Regions from separate parts of the Homo sapiens genome. Here region 1 is linked to region 2. A link is a loop called in an ENCODE intact Hi-C map of the cell type or tissue named here. Cell type or tissue: B cell. All regions are shown on one strand. Each heading gives the region's core, and the rest is flanking DNA. Links, peaks and the distances in the headings are about the cores only. Region 1 holds the start of SNAI3 (snail family transcriptional repressor 3). Region 2 holds the start of LOC124903755 (a long non-coding RNA gene).

What was found. Hi-C counts contacts between places; a loop is a spot of excess contacts. Peaks named below come from ENCODE experiments on the same cell type or tissue, not always from the same donor. Only the 100,000 strongest peaks of a DNase experiment are listed, where the experiment ranks them.
Region 1: it touches region 2 in a loop (9-fold over the local background); 10 of 110 quality-filtered maps call a loop at or near these places.

What each region holds. Positions count from the first base shown.
Region 1 is chr16:88,681,952-88,688,649 of GRCh38, forward strand. It overlaps SNAI3 (snail family transcriptional repressor 3), which reads right to left and starts at 4,556. Exons shown (of 3, transcript NM_178310.4): 1 at 4,380-4,556. The coding sequence starts at 4,455. It overlaps SNAI3-AS1 (SNAI3 antisense RNA 1), which reads left to right. Exons shown (of 4, transcript NR_024399.1): 4 at 4,840-5,235. RefSeq lists enhancers at 1-198, 449-708 and silencers at 4,167-4,326, 4,377-4,836. In B cell, for the core only: CTCF peaks have their summits at 3,405 (motif pointing left) and 3,613; DNase peaks (open chromatin) are centred at 3,370 and 4,630; H3K4me3 peaks cover 2,443 bases; H3K27ac peaks cover 844 bases.
Region 2 is chr16:88,630,705-88,637,402 of GRCh38, forward strand. ZC3H18 (zinc finger CCCH-type containing 18) reads left to right here. Exons shown (of 18, transcript NM_144604.4): 18 at 397-1,260. The coding sequence ends at 595. LOC124903755 (a long non-coding RNA gene) reads left to right here and starts at 4,304. Exons shown (of 2, transcript XR_007065181.1): 1 at 4,304-6,008; 2 at 6,096-6,698. RefSeq lists enhancers at 2,729-2,798, 4,070-4,999 and silencers at 3,659-3,708, 3,809-3,868, 3,909-3,988, 4,209-4,368. In B cell, for the core only: no CTCF peak of the experiment used is centred there; DNase peaks (open chromatin) are centred at 3,497, 4,257, 4,767, 5,387 and 1 weaker place; H3K4me3 peaks cover 2,127 bases; H3K27ac peaks cover 2,095 bases.

The DNA of each region.
Region 1 (6,698 bases), core at 1,161-6,160, 51 kb after region 2:
CGAATCTCACTTCCTCTTTAAACACAAAGAAACATCTGACGGGACCCTTTGTGTTCAGGAACATGAAACAGGCCTCGTGGGTAAAGGAGGGCCCTTTACGCCTCGGCTGGGCAGGACCCTCTGATGAGCCCCACCCACCTCTGGAGGGGTCCCAGCCTGGGCCGGCATCCTCCAGGTGCCCATGCAGCAGCCATCAGTCAGACGCTTGGCAGCAAGGTGCCGGCTGAGTGTAAAATCAGCCCACTCATAACTAATCACCCTCCAGTCACCCCACAGTCGCCCCTCGGGCATCTCCTTTTGTGGATAACGAGGCAGTGAGCTCAGAAGCCTCCCTGGCCGCTGACCAGTGCCCACTCTACTGTGCTCTGAATGCAGCTGAGCCACATGGCTGGGGTGCTCTGGCCTGGGCTTTCAGAATTACCCCGGCTGGGCTCCTCCCCAGGACGGTGTTTCCTCTATCTGGGGGCTGGCACACTGCACACCACATGGGTGATCCATGTAAGGGCAGCAGCCCCCAGATAAACAGGTTAGTCTGCAGGTAAGAGTTAAACTCTGTATGTCCCCAAAGCCAAAATCTCCCAACAGCCCTCAATCCCTTTCTTACTCTATATGTGTTAAAATGGATCTCTGGCTCTGTTTCTACCTCCATGCTGAGGCTTTGGGTAGAGACAGACAACCCATAGAATAGGAGAAAATATTTGCAAATCAGACTTCTGATCAGGAATAGCATCTAGAACACTAGAACATATAAAGGATGTTAGCAAGTCGACAATAAAAAGACAAATAATACAATTTTAATATGGGCAAGGGATTTTTTTTTTTTTTTTTTTTTTTTTTTTTTAGAGACGGAGTCTCGCTCTGTTGCCAGGCTGGAGTGCAGTGGCGTGATCTCGGTTCACTGTAACCTCCACCTCCTGGGTTCAAGCGATTCTCCTGCCTCAGCCTCCTGCGTAGCTGGGAGTACAGGCGCCTGCCACCACGCCCGGCTAATTTTTTTGTATTTTTTTTGTAGAGACAGGATTTCACTGTGTTAGCCAGAATGGTCTCGATCTCCTGACCTCGTGATCCACCCTCCTTGGCCTCCCAAAGTGCTGGGATCACAGGCGTGAGCCACCGCACCTGGCCCCCCACCCTTTTTTTTTTTTTTTTTTTGAGACAGAGTCTTGCTCTGTCTCCCAGGCTGGAGTGCAGTGGCGTGAAATCGGCTCACTGCAACCTGCAACCTCCACCTCCCAGGTCCAAATGATTTTCCTGCCTCAGACTCCCAAGTAGCTGGGACTACAGGTGTGCGCCACCATGCCTGGCTAATTTTTTTTTTCCCCCAGATGGAGTCTCGCTCTGTCACCCAGGCTGGAGTGCGATGGCACGATCTGGGCTCATTGCAACCTCTGCCTCCCTGGTTCAAGCAATTCTCCTGCCTCAGCCTCCCAAGTAGCTGGGATTACAGGCATGCGCCACCACGCCTGGCTTATTTTTGTATTCTTAGTAGAGACAGGGTTTTACCATGTTGGCCAGGCTGGTCTCGAACTCTTGACCTTGTGATCCGCCTGCATCAGCCTCCCAAAGTACTGGGATTACAGGCATAAGCCACTGCGCCTGGCCTTTTTTTTTTTTTTTTTTTTTGAGCTGGAGTCTCACTCTTGTCGCCCAGGCTGGAGTGCAATGGCGTGATCTCAGCTCACTGCAACCTCCGCCTCCCAGGTTCAAACAATTCTCCTGCCTCAGCCTCCTGATAGCTGGGATTACAGACACCTGCCACCATGCCCAGCTAATTTTTGTATGTTTAGTAGACGCGGGTTTTTGCCACATTGGCCAGACTCGTCTCAAACTCCTGGCCTCAAGGGATCTGCCCACCTCAGCCTCCCAAAGTGCTGGATTACAAGTGTGAGCCACTGCGCCCGGCCTGGGCAAGGGATCTGAATAACTATTTCTCCAAAGACGATACACAAATGGCCAATGAACACATGCAAAGATGCTCAATGCCATCAGGGAAGCCCAAATCGCAATCACAATGAGATGCTCACACCCAGTAGAACTGAAAAAAATTGACAATAACCAGTGCTGTGAGGATGAGGAGGAATAGGGGATTCAAAGGAACGCCTCCCATCTGCCACTCTCTCCTGACCTGACCTCCTCCCACCCTCAGTTTTCCTAATTACAGAGTCATCAGGTTTCTGTCCACCCAGAAGTGACGGCAATGACAGGCTAAGAGGCAGCGTCCAAGAGAGTTCTGGGGAGACAGCACTGGGGGAGCCCCAGGTTTCCCGGCTTTGCTGGGGCCTCTCTGCAGGAAAAAGTCACCATTTCTTTTTTCCATCTCTAAGACATGGCCACCTTTCTGCCTCCAGGTATTGTCACAGAGCCAGGACCCTGTTTGTGGGCCCAGTGGCTGAGCCCAGAGGCAGGACGGGGCAAGAGACAGTCTCGCCCCGTCAGGCTGACCATGTGTTTCTGCTGGGATTTTAAATGCTTTCCCCATACTCTCTGGGTTTTGCTTGCCTTTTTATTCATGCTGCGGTCCAGATCCTGGGGAGAAGACACTGTTTTGTTTTGTTTTGTTTTGAGACAGAGTCTCGCTCTGTCGCCCAGGTTGGAGTGCAGGGGCGCGATCGTGGCTCACTGCAACCTCCATCTCCCGGGTTCAAGTGATTCTCCTACCTCAGCCTCCTGAGTATCTGGGATTATAGGCACCCGCCAGCACACCGGGGTAACTTCTGTATTTTTAGTAGGGACGGGGTTTCGCCATGTTGGCTGGTTTCGAACTCCTGACCTCAAGTGATCTGCCGTCCTCGACCTCCCAAAGTGCTGAGATTACAGGCATGAGCCGCCACACCCAGCTGAAGAGACTGTTTAAGTACCTTGCTGGCTTCAGGGGTTCCCTGGGGAGCCATAGGAGCCATTTATTTAAAAGGAGAGATTGAGGGGCCCCAAATCCCAGCACCTCAGGTCTATCCTGGGGTAACATCTTGGCAGAAAGTTGCCAGGGCCCCCTGGCTGTCAGAAAGCCAGGCAGCTGGGGCTACAGTGAGGAGGGGAGCGGGGGCGGGGAGCAGAGAGCACTGCGGGGCAGCACGGCTACTCACGACAGTTGCCCACTGGGCCCAGCACAGCTACCCAGATTTGCACACTGGGATGGACCCTAAGCAACACTTTGAAACTTGCAACTATTACCCATGTAAATTCCGCACACATGTGTAGTCACATGCGCATCCACATACACATAACAGAAGCCAGTGTCCTTCACCATGAGCCAGGCACTCCGGCAGTTTCTGCTCTATTTTATTTTACAAAATTGCTGGGGGTGACTGATGAAACTGATTTCAAAATGCACATTTGAAAAGCATGGTCCTAGCTGGCACCCCCTGGTGGCAGCCCGGGCCTCGGGTGTGGGTCCAGGTGGGATCCCCCCCATCCCCAACTCTGGGTTCTGAGCTGGGATAAAGGCCTCTTGGCGGTGTTGCTGGGGGCCACAGCCCCAACAGCGCCCTTCCTGCTCTCCCCCACCGGCCACAGAGCGTGAGTCCCGACCACCGCGTCCGCCGGCGCCCCTCAGTGGGCCTTTGTCCCAAGAAGCTGCCAAGCCAGGTGGGGACTGCTCTCACCGCCCGTGTGGCAGGCTGTCCTCTGAAGGACAGAGTCCTCTTCTCTCGTGTCCCTAAGCCTAGCAGGCAGTGGGAATGAACGGGCAGCCCGGTTGCTGGGCACCCATCTCCCCAGCCTAGCCGGTGTGTGGAGGATTGCAGCCCTTTAGCCCAGCCTGCCCAGGCAAGCCTGCCGGGGTGAGCAGGAGGGCTTCTGGGGTGAAGGGAGGTGGGGGAGGGAGGGAGACCACGGGCGGAGGCTCACCTGAACTGAATGCAGGAGGGGCAGTGCCTTTGCACCAGAAAGAGCCCATGTGTCCTTCTCACCATCCCCTGTGCTTACACCCCCAGTCAGCATGCTCCGGGGGTCCCTGAGCCGGGCCGCCCCAGACGGCCCTCCTTCCCTCCCACCCACCACCCCGCGACCCCTCCCAAACGTGTGCGCCAGGAAGATGACTCCAGGGTGCCTTTAGCTGGGGCTGTAGTGGTTGGGACGGGCGGCTGTATATCAGGGGTGAGTTCCAGGGAGACTTGGGGGCTTAGAAAACTTAGAAAACTTCTCCAAGTTGGGAGAGAATCCCGCCCGCCCTGCCGGAGGCGGGGCTCAGTGCCCTGAAGTGGAGGCGCCCGTGGGCCACCTCCCTCCCTGCAGCCGCAGCCGCTGCGCAGAGGCGCTGGCTCCTTCTCCTCCCACCTGGGACAGGTGTCTCCCCAGCCCCCGCTCCCAGGGGCCTCTCTCTCTCTCCCGCCCCTCAGGGTCGAGTCCCGGCAGGGGCTCGGGGATCGGGTAGTCAGTACCTCTCTGCGTCTCCAGCCGCCGGTAGTTGGGGACCCTGTGGCTGGAGTGCGTTTTCACCAGGAAGGAGCGCGGCATGTTCCCCTCCCGGGCGGCAGGCCGGGGTGGGCTGGGGCGGGAGGGGCGCGCCTGGGTCCGGACTGCTGCGTCCGCCGGCGCTTGAAGGGGTCAGGCTCATTAGCATAGCGCGCCGCCTCCGCCAACCAGCGCCCGGCGCGAGTGGGGCGGGGCCACGGGGGCGGAACTGAGGGCGAGGCGGGGTCTCGGGCAACACGCCCAGGACAGGTGCGCGGGCGGGACGGGGCGGGGAGCGCGTGGCCGCCGGTGTCCTCCCCACGGGAATTCTCTGGCGTGCGCGCCGCCGAGTCACACACCGACCCGTCGGGCCTGGCCACCCACTCGCCGTGAGTGAAGGGCAGAGTTCAAAGCTGTGTGGAAACCGAGCGAGAATCTCTTCCACAGAATGTGGAAGCGTCGGCCGAGCGCGGTCCTTGGAGAACCCTTGCTGCGGAGAATGACGCTCACTCTGCGGCCTGGCCTCGCCTCCCCATCCCTTCTGCAAACTCACAGGACAGGATTGATGGGGAGAGCCCAGGCGAAACGAAGCTGACCCTAGTGACCAGCCCTACTGGCGGCTCTGGAACAGGCCCGGGACCGGTGGCCTGGAGACAGTGGTCCTTTCTGGATGGGCTGCAGTCTCCGAAGGCTTCCCCCACTGGAGTCAGCCCTTTAGGAGTTTGTCCAGTGCCTCCAGAAAGCTGTTTTTTGGGGGACGGAGGACTTGGCCTGGAATTCTGGAATTCCCAGGGGGTCAGACATGGTTATGGGAAGTTTAATAAAACCGGTGAATCACGTGAATTCTGCAACAGCTGCACGTGTGACCTGGGCAATCCGTTTCCCTCCTTTGTGGTCCTGTAGAGCCCTCAGGGTCATAAAAAGCTGGGAGCCGCTGTGTCCAGTGTCTGGGTCTCTTTTGACATGGACATTTCATAACGTTGGGGGCCAGGTGGGGCCGTCTCTGGGCTGGCGTGCACACAGGGTGTCCCTGGCTGTGCCGCCGGCCTGCCTCCCCAGCAGGGCTTCCACCTCAGAGCTGGGTGGCCTTTGCCCCCTGTGGGCCGGGGGTGGAGAAGGTGGGGGGTGGTGAGTCCATGGAAGCTCTGAGGGACAGACAGCAGGGAGGAGGGCCGTGCCACACCAGCATCCCACGTCCCACATCACACGTCCAGGGTGTGAAAAGCTGGGCTAGTATCAGCCCCACTTTGCCAATGAAAAAAAACTAGGCTGTGAGTCTGGGCTCAGCAGCTCACGCCTGTAATCCCAGCACTGTGGGAGGCTGAGACAAGAGGACTGCTTGAGCCCAGGAGTTTGAGACCAGCCTGAAAAACAACATGAGACCCCGTCTCTACAAAAAAAAAAAAAAAAATTATTTTAATTAGCCAGGCGTGGCAACACCCATCTTCAGTCCCAGCTACTCAGGACGCTGAGGAGGGAGGATTGCTTGTTGCAGTAGCCTCCAGGAGGTGGAGGCTGCTGTGAGCTATGATGACCCCACTGCACTCCAGTCTGGACAACAGAGCAAGACCCTGTCTCAAAAAATTAAAAAAAAACAAAAAAGAAGACCAAGGCTGTGAGAGGTTAGGACACAGTGGGATTGGGACCCAGCCACACTCCAGCTTGTCTGCCACTTGGTGAGGGGGAGTGGAAGGACAGGTGGAGGTGCCCCTGGAAGAAGGTGCCCGCCTCTCCTGCAAGCATGGCCTGGCACCACCACGCCGGGAGTGTAGATTTCAGAGGACACATGCCTGCCTTCTGCTTATTCACCTGTTCCTCGCCTGGAAAGGTTTCTATTTATAGCCTCCCTTCCTTCTCTCTCTCCCTCGCAGACACAGATAACGCTTGCAGATACCTGAGCCAAGCCTCCACCCACACCGTCCCTCCCCGCCCACCTACCCGTTGTGTGGCCACCCGCCAAGCCCCAGCAAGCTTATCTCCTAATCCCAGCTAGAGCCTGGTGTTACTCAGGGCTGCTGTAGCCCTCCCGAGGAGAATGGCTGATCTCATCCCGGGAACGCCCTAGAGGGCCTGCGAGCACCTTTGGGGTGGGGTCCCAGGGCTGCCGCAACAACTTGCCCCCCAGGGACACTCAAGTCGGCTGCAGACTCACTCTTCAGCTGTGATGCACAGGGCGGTGTCCAGGCTGGACCCAAGAAGGCCCCACAGAGGGAAACATCAGCGTCCCCCTTCCCACAGGTGCAGCCTCGGGGGTGGGGATTGGGGGAGGGCGGCCGTCTCCATCCTTTCCGTGTCTTCCGTTCCTC
Region 2 (6,698 bases), core at 988-5,987:
CTGGTCTGACGGGGTGAGGGGCATGGACAGCGAATTGCAGCCCCACCCCCCACCCCCCCCCACACACACACACACGCTCCTGCCCTGGTTGAGGCTGGAGGGTGCCCTCTGCTCCGCATGCCCTTGGGCAAAAGATCCCTGGGCACAGAGGTGGGAAGAATAACAGGAGGTTGTGCGGGGCCAGCCCAGGACCCTCCCAGTCTGCTCCACAAAGCCCGGGAGCCAGTGGCTAGGACCAGGCCTGCTTGTGGCAGTGGGAGCCTGGCCATCCAGGGAGCCCCTTGCCTGTCCTGGTGGCCGCTGAGGACACAGTGGAAGCGCCCCTACGGGGAGGTCACCCCTTCCACCTGCAGACGTGGCTTCTGGGGGCTCAAGGTCTTCCCCACCCCCTTGTAGGAAGCGCCAGCTGTCACCCCAGTCCAAGAGCTCCAGCAAGGTCACGAGCGTGCCCGGCAAAGCCTCGGATCCCGGCGCCGCCAGCACCAAATCAGGGAAGGCCAGCACGCTGTCTCGGCGGGAGGAGCTGCTGAAACAGCTGAAGGCCGTGGAGGATGCTATTGCACGCAAGCGGGCCAAGATCCCCGGGAAAGCATAGGCCGTGCCCCGACCGGACTGGACGCATTTTTATACATAGGGTAAGCGCAGCCATTTTGGATTTTGCAGTTAATGTCTTATTTTGGCTGTGATTCTTTTTAAAAAGTAAAAAAGAAAAAAAAGTTTCTCAGCTGGAAAAGAAGCCACACAGGAAATGACAACGACGCTGAATCCCAGCCTCCCTCCCCAGAGCAGAAGTCCCGCAGGACAGACAGACACAGACAGCGCTAGTGACCAGCACGGTTCTCATGTAAATTACAAGCCCCAGCCGCCAGCCCCGCCTTCTCTTCCTCCTCCTCCGTCTTCTTCCCTGGCCCTGGTCAGGCCTGTGGAGCCCCAGCTCTGGGTCCCTAGCCCGGGTCCAGGCAGCCAGGCTCCCTCCTGAGCTGAGAAACGGAACCTCGCGAACCACTGGTGGCACATCCTTCTCCTCCCCCGCCCCTGATCACCCGCCCCCGGATCAGAAATATATCTATATTCTCGACTAAAGTCTCATCAGGAAATATTTCCTGTCTTTTATTTTAAGCATCAAATTGTTTTAGTTGATTTAAAAAGGAAAAAATACAGAAAAGACCAAAAAAAGGCCAAGGGTGTTGTTGGGGCGTCTGTCTAATGTGGTGGGTCTTTTTTTGAGGGGTCTCCTAAAATAAAATATTTTGATAAGCAGCTGTCCTTGCCCTCGTGGTGTGTGCGCCCTCTGCCCATGCGCAGCCGGGGCTGCCTCTGTGTCGTGCACTGCACTCGGCCCAGCACTCGGGAGCCGCTGGGGGGCGAGGGTGTGGCTGTGCACTCACTCCCCCCGGGAGGACCGGCTGTGGAGCAGCTCCTGCCTTCAGACCCAGCCCAGGAGAGCATTGCGCCTCAGTTTCCCCATTCGTGGGGCTGGGTTGGGGCTTCCTTGGTCCGTGAGGTGGAGGTACTTTCCCTGCAGGGGCCGTGGAGCTGCTGGAGGGGAAGAGGTCCAGGGCTGACTCCCAGCCCCAAGCCCAGCTGCCACCACTGCAGTGACCACCACCGGCTCCGTGTGCAGGCCCCAGACCTGCTGAGCCAGGCCCCGCGTGTGATGCCACGTTCCACAGCAGGGGCCACCGGCAGAGCCCCCCAGGACCCACCGCTGCTGCTCCCTGCTTTCCACCTTGAAAGCCACAGGCCTGCGCCTGGGCAGCGGCCTCCCAGGTGCACGCTCCAGGGCCTCCAGCGCCTCCTTTAATCAGATTCAGGTAGCCGCGGTGTGGTGCCCAGGCCTGCGGCCCACCCATCTCCCTCATCTACTTCCTGACCCGAGGTTCAGGATGAGACCTCCAAGAGAGAGCTCCCTCCCACGGGGCCGCGAGCTGAGCCCCAGGGAGGCAGCATCCCGTGCTTCTGCTCCCAGCATGACCTGCGTCCATGCCACTCTTCCCCTGGATTAAATGACAATTAGAGTGTAGGCAGAGGAGCTGGGCGTGAGCGAGCACCACAGGGGGACCGCCTGTGCACTCCTGAGGGGACTGTTTCCCATTTTATGTCCACCTCCCTCCGATAGCGCAGGCCATGCAGTTCATCTTGTGTCCCAGCGGCCTGGATCATGTGTCTCAGCAATTTTTTCTTTTCTTTTTTTTTTTTTTTTTTTCCTGAGACTGAGTCTCACTCTGTCGCCCAGGCTGGAGGGCAGTGGCACGATCTCGGCTCACTGCAAGCTCCGCCACCCGGGTTCACACCATTCTCCTGCCTCAGCCTCCCGAGTAGCTGGGACTACAGGCGGCCGCCACTACGCCCAGCTAATTTTTTGTATTTTTAGTAGAGACGGGGTTTCACCATGTTAGCCAGGATGGTCTCGATCTCCTGACCTCGTGATCCACCCGTCTCGGCCTCTCAAAGTGCTGGGATGACAGGCGTGAGCCACCGCGTCCGGCCACAGTTTTTTGAGGCTTATCCGATTTGCCATCAGGTCAAAGCCAGGTGCAAGGGAATTCCCATTCTCTGAAAAGGGTGGCCTTCAAGGCCACAGAGCTGGAGTCCAGGCCACCCTGGGTGCCAGCCTGCAGCCTGTCATTTGTGAGCTGCACCATGAGGGCTGGAGGCCAGGAAATGGCGCTCTGTGCCCCCAGTGTGGGGCACCTCAAGCTAGCATCTGCAGTGACTGTCTCTTTACGGCCAGGAGCGGACAGGTGAGCCCACCACAGCTCAACGGCCAGGAGCAGACAGGTGAACCCACCACAGCTCACCTGTGGACTGGGACCAGGCGAGGTCCCCTCTGCGGCTGCTCAGCCCCCGGCCACAGCCCTAGGCACCTCAGTCTGGAGCTGGGTTTGAACTCGCACCGGGTGGCAGTGGACCCCAGGTGTGGCTACCCATCCCTCTGGCTCTTGGACACTGGTGCAGAGGGGCCTGTCCTAGGAGGGTGACTGCCCCCATGTGGTCTAGTGGAGAGGATGTTTGGTCAGGCAGCTGGGAAGGACGGCCTTGCTGTGTGACAGGCATCGATGGGCGTCCACGCCCTCCAGGGACGTCCTGCTCCAGGTGGTTGGCACTCACGTTCTCCTCGCTCCCCATGCAGTGACTAGAAAGCCTGTGTGGGATTCTGGCAACGGCATCCGCCCGCCAGCCCCTCCCAGGGGGTGCCCCAGGGCCTCTGCCCTCTGCCCGCAGCTCCTCCCCCACAGCCACGCTTCCACCCACCCGTTCGGCTGGGCTTTGGGTGGGCAGGCAGACGTAGACCCTGCTTGGAGGCGGTGGCCCTAGAGGGATCCACAGATGGGGAAAAGGCCGAGACACACGAGACCACTCCTGCCGGGGAAAACCCATGAGGGGGTGGGGGCGGCCGCGCCGCAGGGAGGGGCCCTCTGCTGTCCCAGCCAACGTCCCATGACGATTTTGCACCCCCGCCAGCAGTGCCCTCGGCTGGACACACCTGCGTTGTGGGCAGCCGGCAGCGCGTGACCCACTGTGCACCTGCGCCTTGATGTAGGGGGGAGACCCTGCAGAGAGCGCTTCCTTCCGCCCTGTCCAGTGCCCTCCCTGCCTCACCCCTCTTCCCGCAGGCCCGCTCAGGGCGCTGAAGGGCTCCTGACCGTGGGTCCGTCCTTCGCTGCGTCTGGGGGGCGTCCCCCGCGCTGCCTCTGACCCGCCCGGCCCTGCGTTTGTCTGAAGCCCCTCGTTCCGCATCTCCGGACCAGGGTCCGGGGGCGTGGTCTGCTGGGGGCGGGCCCGGGTTGTGGTTTGAGAGCCGCTCGGCCTGTCTGGGCCTCCGCCTCCGGGTCGCCCTCCAGCCTTCCTGCCGCCGCTTTTCCAGTCTTGCCCAACCCGGTATTTCTGCGCTTGCCTCAGCCACCCGCAGGAGCGCAGGCCGCCCTTCGTCCTCCCGTCCTCTGCGCCCACAGGACCCCGGGCCCCGCCCAGTCCGCAGGTCCCGCAGGTCCCCCCGGGCGTGTCTTCCTGGCCCTGCGACCCCCGGGACAGCGCTGAGAACACGCGGAAGGTGGGGAGACGCGCGGCGCTGGCCGGGTCCCTGGCGCCGTTCTCGCGGTGCAGCCTGTGCCTGGGAGTCCGGCCGTCCCACCTCAGAACCAGAGCAAAGCGGGAGATGGGGCGGCGGCCGCTGGGGAGAAGGCAGCCCCGGGTCGGAGGAGGAAGGAGGCGGGGGCGGAGCGGAGTCCGCGGTGGGGCTGCCTTCTTCCATCCTCCCCTGGGCGGGGCGCAGGATGCGGGGGCGCCCAGCCGAGGGAGGGAGGCCGGGGAGGACACTCCTGTGCCCGAGGGCTCCGGCTTCTTCTGCTCACTCCCTCCTGCCGAACTTTTCCACTCGGCCATTTACCTCCTCAGGCACTGGCTGCCCTCATCAGGCCGACCAGGTCCTGCCCGAGGGAACGGCGTGTGTGACCCACGTGTGGACAGACCTGTTCCCCATGCCAGGAGGGAGGGTCACTGGCTCCACCGGGGGATGGGGGACGAGGGCACTAGGCCGAGGTGGGGGGCTTCTCGCTCTCCCCGTCTTTTCCTGGCGTTTTCCTCCATTCCCTCTGGCTCCTATTCCCTCCCCCTTCCTCTCTTTCTTGGGTATGGTTGAGCAGGTCGTGCACTGCACAAGGACTCCCAGCAGAGGACGAGGACTGACATCAATTTGTCTTTCCCTCCCAACACTGTGCGTTCCCTAACCCTGCACGAAGGCACCCTCCTCCCCTCCTCAAGATTCCCCACCCGGCCTGGCCTGCAGCCCTAGCCCCAAGCCGCAGCTGGGCAGGTTGGGCAGAGCACTGGGGAGGCCAGGCCCGGCCATGCTGAGCCCGGTGACTCGTCAGGGTTTCCACAAAACATCTTGAGCACCCAGCTGCAGGCCCCTCGGGACGTTTCCAATGAGGCTCCCCTGGGCCCCTCTCTGTGGCAGAAGGGACCCCGGGGCTGCTTCGTAGGTCTCAACCCAGGGGAGGCCCCCAGAGACTCCGGAGCCAGGGAGGGGCCCAGCCCCCTACCCCCAGGCTGTGCTTGGCATGCAGAGATTGCGGGGGGTCTTGAGTTTTTGTCCCCAGAAGAATGGCTGAGTGGACTCTGGAGAAAAGACAAACACCCCTGCCCCACTGCCGCCGCCCTGTCTCCCAACAGTAAGAGTGCTTGTCAGCCTCCTGGCGGCAGGTGCTGCGGCCTGCGACCACCTGAGCCAGGCAGGTGATGCTAATGCGCCTCAGGGCAGCCCTGGCACTGGAGCTGCTATCATCCCACTGTACCCATGGGGAGAGCCGCTCTCCTCCCTCCTTTTTCCATTCTGTGTTATTTACAGAGCACCCTCCTGTATGCCCTGCACTACTCTCAACCCTGGGTACACAGATGGGGCTGCCACAGACGTGGCCCTCAAGGCGCTCAGGCCGCCTTTTGGGGAGGGCCGTGAGGGGCTGGAATTTTTCTGAGACAGCCAAGCGCCCGTGCAGAGAGGCCTGTATCAGCCCAGCCTAAGGCAGGGCCAACCCACACAGGAGCACCTGTCCTGCTGGGGATGCAGTGGGTTCTGCTGTGTCCTGGAAAAGGCTCTACCCACACCCTAACCCAACCTGTGAACGCGCGCTCATTTGGAAAAGGGGCTTTTGCTTTGATGTAATTAGGGAAAGGATCTTGAGATGGCTCATCCTGGGTTAAGGCAGGTCCCACGTCCTGAGAAGGGGGGAGGGATTATCTTTTAGACTGGGCCCTACATCCAACAACCAGTGTCCTTATAAACCACAGAAGAGGAAAAGGCGGGTGCAGCAGAGAGGCCACGGGAGGAGCCGCCAGCCCGGGAAACTGAGGGCTGGAAGAGCCTCCAGGAGGACCCAGCCCTGAACACGCCCAGCTCCACGGCCTCGTGGAATAAACTTCTCCCATTTCACACCCCCCAGTTTGTGGTGCATGGTTAGCACAGCCCTAGGAAACCAGCACGGATAGTGAGCTCCCCGTCACAGGAGGTATGCAAGCAGAGGGTGGGTGGGCAGGGGCACTGTCGGGAGGAGCAGCCCTGGGGACTCCAGCAATCTGTCTTTGATTCCTCCCAGACTGTTAACCCTGGGGCACAGCCTCCTTCACCCCCAGAGGCCCACAGCAGACAAGCTGAGAGCCACACAGCGGCCAAGAGGAGGTGCTGGAGGGCCCAGGGGTCCCAGTGCTGCCTCAGCCCCACCCGACTTGGGAGCTTTTGTGTTCAGAGAGACTGAGGTTTTCAGCTTAGAGGACACCTCCGTGGAACACATCTGCACCGCGGCAGGGGAGGAAAGGCTGGGGGCACACAAGCACCCTCCCTCCCGCCCTCACCCCGAAGCTGAGGGGACCAGGGCGGACAGATTCCCCCACCTCTGATGTGGCCAGGGGCCCTGGGGACTCCAGGACAACCCTCCTCAGGATGACGTCAAACCCCCGGCATTCAAACCTTCCCAAGTTCTGGCTGCAGCTGTCCCTTTCCGGGGAAACAAAGGCACCTCCAGCGCCCCCACCCCCAGCCAGCCTCACCGATCAAGGAGGCCAAAGGCAGCTCCCGGCCCCGCTTACATAAAGCTTCCTGTGTGTGCTGGTCACACCTCACACCTCACGCCTCACGCCTCATGCCTCATTCACACCTCACACCTCACTCCTCACACCTCCAACTCAGACTTTTTAGCTTG